2 separate regions of the Homo sapiens genome follow, and region 2 is linked to region 1. A link is an interaction called in ENCODE POLR2A ChIA-PET data of the cell type or tissue named here. Cell type or tissue: Panc1. All regions are shown on one strand. Each heading gives the region's core, and the rest is flanking DNA. Links, peaks and the distances in the headings are about the cores only. Region 1 has its middle 18 kb from the start of ABCC2. Region 2 holds the start of LOC124902589 (small nucleolar RNA U13).

What was found. Peaks named below come from ENCODE experiments on the same cell type or tissue, not always from the same donor. Only the 100,000 strongest peaks of a DNase experiment are listed, where the experiment ranks them.
Region 2: POLR2A ChIA-PET joins it to region 1 with 6 read pairs; 2 of 35 experiments call an interaction of 5 or more read pairs at or near these places.

What each region holds. Positions count from the first base shown.
Region 1 is chr10:99,761,941-99,767,327 of GRCh38, forward strand. No RefSeq gene overlaps it. Among named protein-coding and RNA genes, the nearest start is that of ABCC2, 18 kb to the right of the region's middle. RefSeq lists a silencer at 4,579-4,628. In Panc1, for the core only: no CTCF peak of the experiment used is centred there; no DNase peak of the experiment used is centred there; H3K27ac peaks cover 1,785 bases.
Region 2 is chr10:99,600,730-99,606,116 of GRCh38, forward strand. It overlaps LOC124902589 (small nucleolar RNA U13), which reads left to right and starts at 1,051; the gene lies at 1,051-1,151. In Panc1, for the core only: no CTCF peak of the experiment used is centred there; no DNase peak of the experiment used is centred there.

The DNA.
Region 1 (5,387 bases), core at 325-5,324:
TATGGACAAAGACGGGAGCAATAGACACTGAGGACTACTAGAGTGGGGAGAGAAGGAAAGAGGGAAGGGCTGAAAAACTACCTATTGGGTACTATGCCAACTACCTGGGTGATGGGTTTAGTGATACTCCAAACCTCAGCGTCTTGCAATATATCTTTGTAACAAATCTGCACATGTATCCCCTGAAGAGTACAAGTTGAAAAGAAAAAAAAAAGCCCCTGTAGGCTGGGCATGGTGGCTCATGCCTGCAATCCCAGCACTTTGGGAGGCCAAGGCGGGTGGATCACTTGAGATCAGGAGTTCAAGACCAGCCTGGCTAACATGGCAAAACCCCGTCTCTAGTAAAAATTTAAAAAGTAAAAAAAATTAGCCAAGTGTGGTGGCACGCACCTATAATCACAGCCACTCAGGAGGCTGAGATAGGAGAATAGTTTGAACCTGGGAGGTGGAGGTTGCAGAAAGCTGAGATCGCGCCATTGCACTCCAGCCTGGGTGATGGAGTGACTCTGTATCAAAAAAAAAAAAAAAAAAAAAACTATAATAAACATGTTTATTGTATTAAACATGTTTCCCTGAGTTCCGTTAGCTACTCCAACAAATCAATCAAACCTGAGGAGGGGGTTGTGGGAATTCAGATTTATAGTTGGTCGGTGACAAGCACAGGCAAAATAATCTGGGGCTTGCAATTGATGTTGGAAGTTGGCTGGTGAGGAGTGGGAAGTTGGGGGACAGTCTTGGGGACTGAGCCCTCAACCTGTGGGATCTGATGCTATCTTCAGGTAGATAATGTTGAGATTGAATTAGAGTACACCGAGCTGGTGTCTGCTGCAGAAGTGATTGCTTGCTTGGTGTGTGTCAGGGAGACCCTCACTCCCCACATTTGGTCATAAAAGTCCTCTGTGTTGATTGTTGTGAGAATAGAAAAAACACTTTGAGTTTTCCTACTCTCGGAAAGATCAGTATATGAAATAAATTGTATTGCTTTACACTAGCAACAAACAATCCTAAAATGCAGTTAATAAAAGTTCAGTTTATAATAGCATCAAAAAGATAAAATGCTTAGGAATAAATGTAATCAAAGAAGCGTAAGACAGGCCAGATGCAGTGGCTCACACCTGTAACCCCAGCACTCTGGGAGGCCGCGACGGGTGGATGATGTGAGGTCAGGAGTTCCAGACCAGTCTGGCCAACATGGTGAAACTCTGTCTGTATTAAAAATACAAAAATTAGCCAGGTGTGGTGGTGGGCACCTGTAATCCCAGCTACTTGGGAGGCTAAGAAAAGAGAATCACTTGAACCTGGGAGGCAGAGGTTGCAGTGAGCCAAGATCGCACCACTGCACTCCAGCCCAGGCAACAGAGCAAGGCTCAGTCTCAAAAAAAAAAAAAAAAAGTGTAAGACAGTATACTGAAAACTACAAAACATTGTTGAAAGAAATTTTAAAAGACTTAACAATGAAGAAATAAATGGAAAGACATCCCATGTTCATAGATTGGTAAACTTACTACTTTTAAGATTCCAACACTCTTCAATTGATCTACGGAGTCAATGTAATTGCTAGCAGAATTCCAACTGCCTTTTTGTGTAAAAGTTGACAAATTGATCCTAAAATCCATCTGGAAACGCAAATGCCCCAGGATAGCCAGAAAATCTTGAAAAAGAAGAACAACATTTGATGACATACTTCCTGATTTCAAAACTTACTACAAAGCTATGGTAATCAAGGCCATGTAGTACTGGCATAAAGATAATTATATAGCTCAATAGGATACAATTGAAAGTCCAGAAATAAGCACTTACATTATAGTCCATTGATTTTTGACTAGGATTCCAAGACAATTCAGTGGGGGAAAGAATGGTCTTTTTAACAAATGATGCTTAGACAACTGGATATCCACATGCAAAAGAATAAAGTTGGACCCTTACCTTACACCAAATGCAAAAATTAACTCAAAGGGTCATAACCTAAATTTAAGAACTAAAAAACCTTTTAGAAGAAAACGGGTAAATCTTTGTGACCTTTGGGTTAGGCAAAGCCTTCTTAGACATAACATCAAAAGCATGAATGACAAAAGAAAAAAATTGGATAAATTGGATTTTATCAAAGTTGGAAACTTTTATGCTTCAAAGTGGCATCAATAAAGTGAAAAGACAACCCTCAGAATGGAAGAAAATCTGCGAATCATATATACAATGGGGTCTTGTATCTAGAATATGCAAAGAACACTTACAACTCAACAATAAACAATAACCATTTCCCATCCTGGCTAACATGGTGAAACCCCGTCTCTACTAAAAATACAAAAAATTAGCCGGGCGTGGTGGCGGGCGCCTGTGGTCCCAGCTACTCCGGAGGCTGAGGCAGGAGAATGGCGTGAACGTGGGAGGCGGAGCTTACAGTGAGCCGAGATCGTGCCACTGCATTCCAGCCCGGGCGACAGAGCGAGACCCTGTCTCAAAAAAAAAAAAAAAAAAAGAAAATAACCATTTCTCCAAAGAAGGTATACAACTGACCAACAAGTACATGAAAAAATGCACATCATTCGGGAGGCGGAGCTTGCAGTGAGCCGAGATTGCGCCACTGCACTACAGCCTGGGCAACAGAGCAAGACTCCATCTCAAAAAAAAAAAAAATGCACATCATTAGTCATTAGGGAAATGCAAATCAAAACCACAATGAGATACCACTTCATACCCGCTAGGATTACTGTAAGCCAAAAGTCTGACCATATCAAGTGTTGGATAGAATGTGAAGGAACTGTAACCTTCATATGCCACTGATGGGAATGTAAAATGGTGCCACTCCTTGGTAAAACAGTCTGGGAATTACTCAAAATGTTCAACACAGAGTTGCCATATGACCCAGCAATTCCACTCCTAGGTATGTACTCCCAGAGAATTGAAAACATATGTCCTCACGAAAACTTGGTACATGAATGTTCATAGCAACATTATTTATCTCTTAGAATTAGAAAACAGTTTTGTAACTAACTCCAAATGAAATAAATCAGTCAAAGATTACCAATGCTAAAACCGTTTGGTAAATGTTGAATGGGAGCTGAATATCCACAGTGCCAAAATATCACCCTATAGGTTACTTGCTAGTCATAAAAATAGAAAATGTCATAATTGACTATCTGGTTGTTTTCACCTTAACCCAGTAATCAAACTTAACATTACTAGTGGGAAATTATACTGCTGAAGGACAGAATACAGGTTGGACCACTTGGAAAGCAGCTGAAATATTGAAAACTCTTTTTTTTTTTTTCCAAGACAGAGTCTTGCTCTGTCGCCCAGGCTGGAGTGCAGTGGCGTGATCTCGGCTCACTGCAACCTCTGCCTCCCGGGTTTAAATGATTCTCCTGCCTCAGTCTCCAGAGTAGCTGGGATTACAAGCGCACGCCACCACACCCAGCTAATTTTTGTATTTTTAGTAGAGACGGGGTTTCACCATGTTGGGCAGGCTGGTCTCAAACTCCTGACCTCGTGATCCACCCGCCTCAGCTTCCCAAAGTGCTGGGATTACAGGCGTGAGCCACCGCACCTGGCCCATTGAAAACGTTTATGGTTAGCCTTTGATCAAGCAAGAGTGATTTACAAACAGCACCAGTTCATAAGGTGGCCAGCCATCCTTGTTTGCTTGGAACTTTTCCGGTTTTTGCATTGGAAGTCCCACATACTGAAAAATTCATCATTGGTCCCTGAGCCAGCAAAATTACTTTTGTACCCCTTCTCCAGGTTCTCACCTCCCTGCTCGAATCCTGGAATTAGGGAAGGAGGAATTGAATAACAAGGAAAAATGATAAAAAGTAATGAGACTTTGTTCCCCAGAAGTAACTGGTCCCTGAGCCAATAAAGGAGAGAAGCTTTTTTTTTTTTTTTTGAAGGAGGGATATTTTTACTTAATGAAAGCACATGTCATGAAATTTTAAAAGGCAAAAGCATCGCAAGTCATAATGAAATTCTCATTTCCTCCTTCCAAGCTTATTTATTTTCTAGCAAAATATATTGTTTCAACTCCCAGGCTTAAGGGAAATAATCTTTGATATAAGAAGTTATTGTGGAAAGTCATTAAGCTGTCATGCCCAAACCAAATGTTCATACCCCACTCCTTATCAAAGAGCACCAGAAAATGCACCCACACAAGATCCCCTGCAAGCAGAGACCATATGCTTTGTTGAAATGGTTGAGCTAAGAGATCAAAGAAGCTTTAATAGAAAACCAAAGCCATACTCAAACCATCCTGCAGCTAAAACAGAATCTCAGCATGTCAAAGCAGAAAGGAAAATCAGCATGAAAAGATATTTTATTTAACACTCACAGGACGCTGCCTAGGAACCAGGCACTATTCCAGGCACCGTCCAAGTGTTCACTCATCGAATCCCTGCTGCAAACTGTGAGGCAGGTGGTATTAGCTCAGTCATCCCCATTTCACAGATGGGGAAACTGAGGGACGGAGCACTTAAGTCCTGTGCACCCAGGTAGCTAGATCCAGAGTCCACGACATGCATGTGACCACTCTACTACACAGCCATGTGGTTGTGGTCTAGAGGTGTTAACTAACTTGCCAGCGGTTAGCACTGAACGATTGTGTGGGTTTCATACAGGACTGCGACCCATCTTTTAAAAAAGTTCTTGCTAAGAATTACCACAAAAACAAACGTGTATGGCATCTAAAAACTAAAACAGTGCTAGGCATGGTGGCACGAGCCTGCAGTCCCAGTGACTTGGGAGGCTAAGGTGGGAGGATCTCCTGAGGCCAGGACTTCCAGACCAGCCTGAGAAACATAGCAAGGTCCCATCTCTACAAATAAATACATAAACAAATAAATATAAATAAAGCATATGCAGCCTCAGCGACATTTTAGGCAGTTTAAGAACATCTCTACTCTACTATTTTTCCTTTTTTTTTTTTTTGAGACAAAGTCACTCTGTCACCCAGGCTGGAGTGCAATGGCACAATCTCGGCTTACTGCCACCTCTGCCTCCCGGGTTCAAGCGATTCCCCTGCCCCAGCCTCCTGAGTAGCTGGGACTACAGGCACGTGCCACCACACCCAGCAAATTTTGTGATTTTAGTAGAGATGGGTCTTCACCGTGCTGGCCAGGCTGTTCTCGAACAGGAGAGAAGCTTTAAATTGGATGTTGGCTTTGTTGTTGTTGTTGTTGTTGTCGATGTTTTTGGTGGGTAATAAAAATGTTCCCAAATTGGTTGTGGCAGTGGTTGCACAACTCTGTGAATATGCTAAAAACCATTGACTTGTACACTTCAAGCGGTTGAATTGCATGTAATTTCATCTTAATAAGGCTGTTTAAAAATGGATGTGAGAAAGAAGTTTCAGATTAGATTAGCCTGGACCTTTTTATACCTGAGAGAGACCAAAAAGC
Region 2 (5,387 bases), core at 332-5,331, 160 kb before region 1:
CCACCACGCCTGGATAATTTTTGTATTTTTAGTAGGGACAGGGTTTCACCACATTGGTCAGGCTGGTCTCGAACTCCCCACCTCAGGTGATCCGCCCGCCTCGGCCTCCCAAAGTGCTGGGATTACAGGTGTGAGCCACCACGTGCCCAGCCTAGTTTATTTTTCTTTTCTTTTTTTTTTTTGAGATGGAGTCTTGCTCTGTGCCCTAGCTGGAGTGTGGCAGTGTGATCTTGGCTCACTGCAACCTCCGCCTCCGAGGTTCAAGCAGTTCTCTGCCTCAGCATCCTCAGTAGCTGGGATTACAGGCACCCGCCACTATGCCCAGCTACTTTTTTTGCATTTTTAGTAGAGACAGGATTTCACCATCTTGGCCAAGCTTGTCTTGAACTCCTGACCTTGTGATCCACCTGCCTCGGCCTCCCAAAATGCTGGGATTACAGGCGTGAGCCACCGCGCCTGGCCTAGTTTATTTTTCTATGTATGCCTATAGACAGATGCCCAGGCTGTGTCCCCACCCCCACCATGGTGTGGTTCTAGGCATGCCCTGGGAGGACCAGAATCTAAGACGTCTGAGCTGATGTCACTGGTGGGGAAATGCTTAGAAAGAAAGAGCAATCCTGAGTTTGCTTCAAGGTACAGATTTGCTCCCACATTTCTCTTCCATTTTCCTTTGGTTTCTGTTCCCTCTGCATTTATGTGCATGCTCAGCAGTGGACATATAAGATAAAGAAGATCCTGTCTGTCCTGAGAGTCTCACAGTCTGGCAGAACTTCCTACCCCACTAGTGGGAAGCCTCTTAGAGGGTCCCTGGATTCCTGCTCTTCTCTATTGTGCTCCTAAATTTTGAGGTTAAAGATCATTTTAAGAATCTTATGGATTCTCTACCCTTGCTCCAAAGGCAGACATATTCAATATTTTGCATAAAACTCCGAGGGGTTTATAGACCCGGTAAAGCCCATCCACAAAATCCACAAGCTCCACTAAAAAAAAAGTCAACAAGGATGAGAAGGGGGAAGAAACTTAGAATGGAATACAAATAGAAACAAATGCATCCTTTTGTAGCCCGTGAACATGATGATTTGGGTTTTCACACACATGTGAGATGTGCCTCCTTCAAACCTTAAGACATCAGCATGTTACCTGACGTGAAAAAAAAGGAATGAACTTAACTCATTTTAAATAACTCTATTTTAAACAAATAATATTGCGATGCTGAAGGGAGGATAAAAACCAAATAAACAAGCCCAACAAATATTTAATTCTAGTTAGAAGGAGTTTTTTCTGTAGTGATATGGGTGAGCAATTCTGAAATACCTTTTGTGTGCTGTAGAGTTGCACAAATGAGTAAATGTACTGAGGATATTGGAAGCTAGTTCTTGCTGTTGGAGAGGAGAGTTATAAATATGGAGAAAGGGAGGACTAAAATGAATTTTGTGGTGTTGAGTTGGAACTGGAGGTATCTATATGAATCCATGATTTTGTGTGTGTGTGTGTGTGTCTGTGTGTACAGATGTAGAAATTAAGATAAAATATGTATATTTCTTAGCTCTGTGGGCTAAAGGGCCTAGAAGTAGACACTACAGTAGCATTGAGTATACCTGGCACTTGGATCTTGGTTTCTAAATACCATTTCGTACTAAAAAAAAAAAAAAAAAAAAAAAACTAGGGCTCCTTGGAGAAATGACTAATTCTAGGACTGAGAGGGGGAAAGTACAAGATAAGCTTAGAATATCGTGTTGTGCCAGAAAGCAAGGAAGTGCTTTTTAAAAAATGGAGATATAGAAAAAGAACACAGGAATCAGAAGGGACCCCCATTGGCCAAATCTGGGAGTATTCGAACATCAGCATAAATAATGGTAATTATTTATTATCATCACAGTGGTATTACAGCACAATATTACAGTGGTAATATCACTATAGAATAGCCATAGAATAAAATAATCTATGAGCTCATACGAATATAAATAAATAAAAGAGAAGGGATAGCTCTCTCTTATAGCAGAAATGATAACATCAGAATATCATCTTTGTGCAACCATGATTTAGACAGGAATTATCAATGGATGCTAAAACTAGTGGATAGAAGTTTGATAAAGAAGAGGATATGTACATAGATTCAGAGCACCCCCATGAAAATAACTTATTGATTACAAAGGGAAAATTAGTAACTCCATGGTGAGTTCCTCTGATGAACACAACCATAACCATTTAATCACAGTTAACAATACCAATAAAGGGATGCACTGACCTCACTGCCTTGAAAAGGACTCCATATCATTTCTATGGTACACCTGCCAAAACTATAACCTTAATCTAATTATGAGGTAGCATCAAACAAACCAAACTGAAGGGCATTCTACATAACAACTGGCCTGTAATCTAAAAACAAACAAAAAAGCAAGTTCATGAAAGATAAGGGAAGGCTGAGAACCTGATCTAGATGAAAGAAGATTAAAGAGATATGAACAGTAAATGCAATGTGTGATCCTGAATTGGATGCTGGATCAGAAAAAAACCAGCTATGAAGGACATTATTGGAGCAATTGGTGAAATTTAAATATAAACTATAGCTCAGATAAGCATTTTGTATCAATGTTACAAATTCCCTGATTTCCATAAATGTGTTGGGGTTATGTAAGAGAAAATTCTTTTTTTTTTTTTTTTTTTTTTTTTTTTTTTTTTTTTTTTTTGAGACGGAGTCTCGCTCTGTCACCAACGCTGGATGGAGTGCAGTGGCGCGATCTCAGCTCACTGCAAGCTCCACCTCCCGGGTTCACGCCATTCTCCTACCTCAGTCTCGCGAGTAGCTGGGACTACAGGCGCCCGCCACCACGCCCGGCTGATTGTTTTGTATTTTTAGTAGAGATAGGTTTCACCGCGTTAACCAGAATGGTCTCGATCTCCTGACCTCGTGATCCGGCCGCCTCGGCCTCCCAAAGTGCTGGGATTACAGGCGTGAGCCACCACGCCTGGCCGAGAAAATTCTTGTTCTTAGGAAATACTGACATATTTATGGATAAAGGGGGCATAAATAGTTCAGAAAAAATATGTGTATGCACATATATGGATTGATAGAAAGACAATAGATCAAATGGGGCAAAATTATAGCAATTAGTGAATCTGGTAAAGAATATACTGTTTTTGCAACTTTTCTGTAAAAGTGTGAAATTATATAAAAATTAAAAAGTAGATAAAAAGAGTATTTGCTCTAAGCTGGAGCCCTTTTTTTTTGGAGACAGAGTCTCGCTCTGTCATGCAGTGGTGGCATGGTGTGCAGTGGTGCGACCTTGGCTTAATGCAACCTCCTGGGGTCAAGAGATTCTCATGCCTCAGCATCCTGAGTAGCTGGGACTACAGGCATGTGCCACCATGCCCGGCTAATTTTCATATTTTAGTAGAGAAGGGGTTTCACTATGTTGGCCAGGCTGGTCTCAAACTTCTGACCTCAGGTGATCCGCCCACCTCAGCCTCACAAAGCGCTGGGATTACAGGCACAATCCTACCATGCCCAGCTAAGCTGGAACTCTTTTTTTTTTTTTTTCTTTTTTTTGAGATGGAGTCTTGCTCTGTCGCCCAGGCTGGAGTGCAGTGGCTCGATCTCTGCTGACTGCAAGCTCCGCCTCCTAGGTTCACGCCATTCTCCTGCCTCAGCCTCCCGAGTAGCTGGGACTACAGGCACCCACCACCACGCCCGGCTAATTTTTTTTTTTTTTTTTGTATTTTTAGTAGAGACGGGGTTTCACCATGTTAGCCAGGATGGTCTCGATCTCCTGACCTCGTGATCTGCCCGCCTCGGCCTCCCAAAATGCTGGGATTACAGGCGTGAGCCACTGCACCTGGCCGCTAAGCTGGAACTCTCATACATTGCTGGAGGGAATTCAAATTGCTACGACCTCTTTGGAACTTCGGTAATGTCTTCCAAGGCTAAACACATATATCCCTGTCACCCAGCAAGTTTGCTTTCATATTTAACCAATGGAAAAGAGTGCTTCTTTCCGCTAAAGGACAGGTACAAGAATGTTTATAGCAGTAAAAACTGGAAATAGTGGAACACTGGAAGCAACCTGTGATGGTTAATTTTATGTATACTTGGCTAGGCAATGGTGCCTAGTTGTTTGGTCAAATATTAGTCTGGATGTTATTGTGAAATATTTTATAGAGGTGATTAACATTTACAATCAACTAACTTTAGGTAAAAGGAATTATCCATAATGGCCGCATCCAATCTGTTGAAGGCCTTAAAAGCAAAAACTGAGGTTTCCCAGAGAAGAAGGAATTCTGCCTTAAGACTATGACATAGAAACTCTGCCTGAGTTTCCAGCCTCCTGCTCTACAGAACAGCAGGACTTTTGGACTTGCCAGCCCCCACAACCATGTGAGTCAATTTCTTCAAAAAAAAAAAAAAAAAATCCCTCCTCTTTCTCTCTCATACATGCATATAATTGGTTATATATAACATATATAATTGGTTCTGTTTCTCTGGAGAACCATGACAAATATATAACCCAAATATGTTTGGGTTGTGTATTAGTCAATGAGAGAATGCATACATAAAATGCATAAATACTCAAACTACACAGCAATGGAAAAGAACAAATTGCTATATTCACACACATAGATGAATCTTACAGACATAATGTTGAGCCAGACACAAAAGAATATATACTGTATGAATTAATGTTTACAAAGTTCAGGAACAAGCAAGACTAAGCTATAATGACAGAAATCAGAATATTGGTTACCTTTGAGGGATGATATTAACTATGAGGGGACACAAAGGAGTCTTCTGTGGTTTTGGAACTGTTGTGTGTCAGCGTGGTAGTTACGCAAGAGCAAATATATGTGAAATTTCATCCAGCTGTGCATTTTATGTGTGTTGTTTTTTAAAGAGGTTAAAAAAGAGTACTTACTTTAAATGCTAACTTTCTCCATCCCCTCTATGGCTAAGCTGTAACCTCTATACTGTATATTTCTATATCCATATTGCAGATCCTGAAAATCTACTCAGGCCCCAAATACATGTTCATAATTATATTTCTTATGCCTATCCAAAAAACTGGTTTTCCTTTTAAAATTTGCAAGCCATCCAAGAATCCTCCTTCTCTGTAACCCCGAGTACATCTGATGGCCAAGTGCAGTTGATCAGCTTCCTAAATATCCCTCCACTTTGTCTCTTCCTCTCCTTCCCATCACTGCCTTTGTTTAGGCACCATAATTTCTGCTTGAGTTGCATCATCACCTAGGTGACAACAACACCTAAATTAGTGTTTAAATAACTGAGGACTGTAGCTTTGCCCTACTGATGCATAAAACTGACCATCACATAGGCCTAGCCTCTACTCCAGTGCCCCCATCTGCTCAATCTATGTTTGTGAAATGAAATGGCT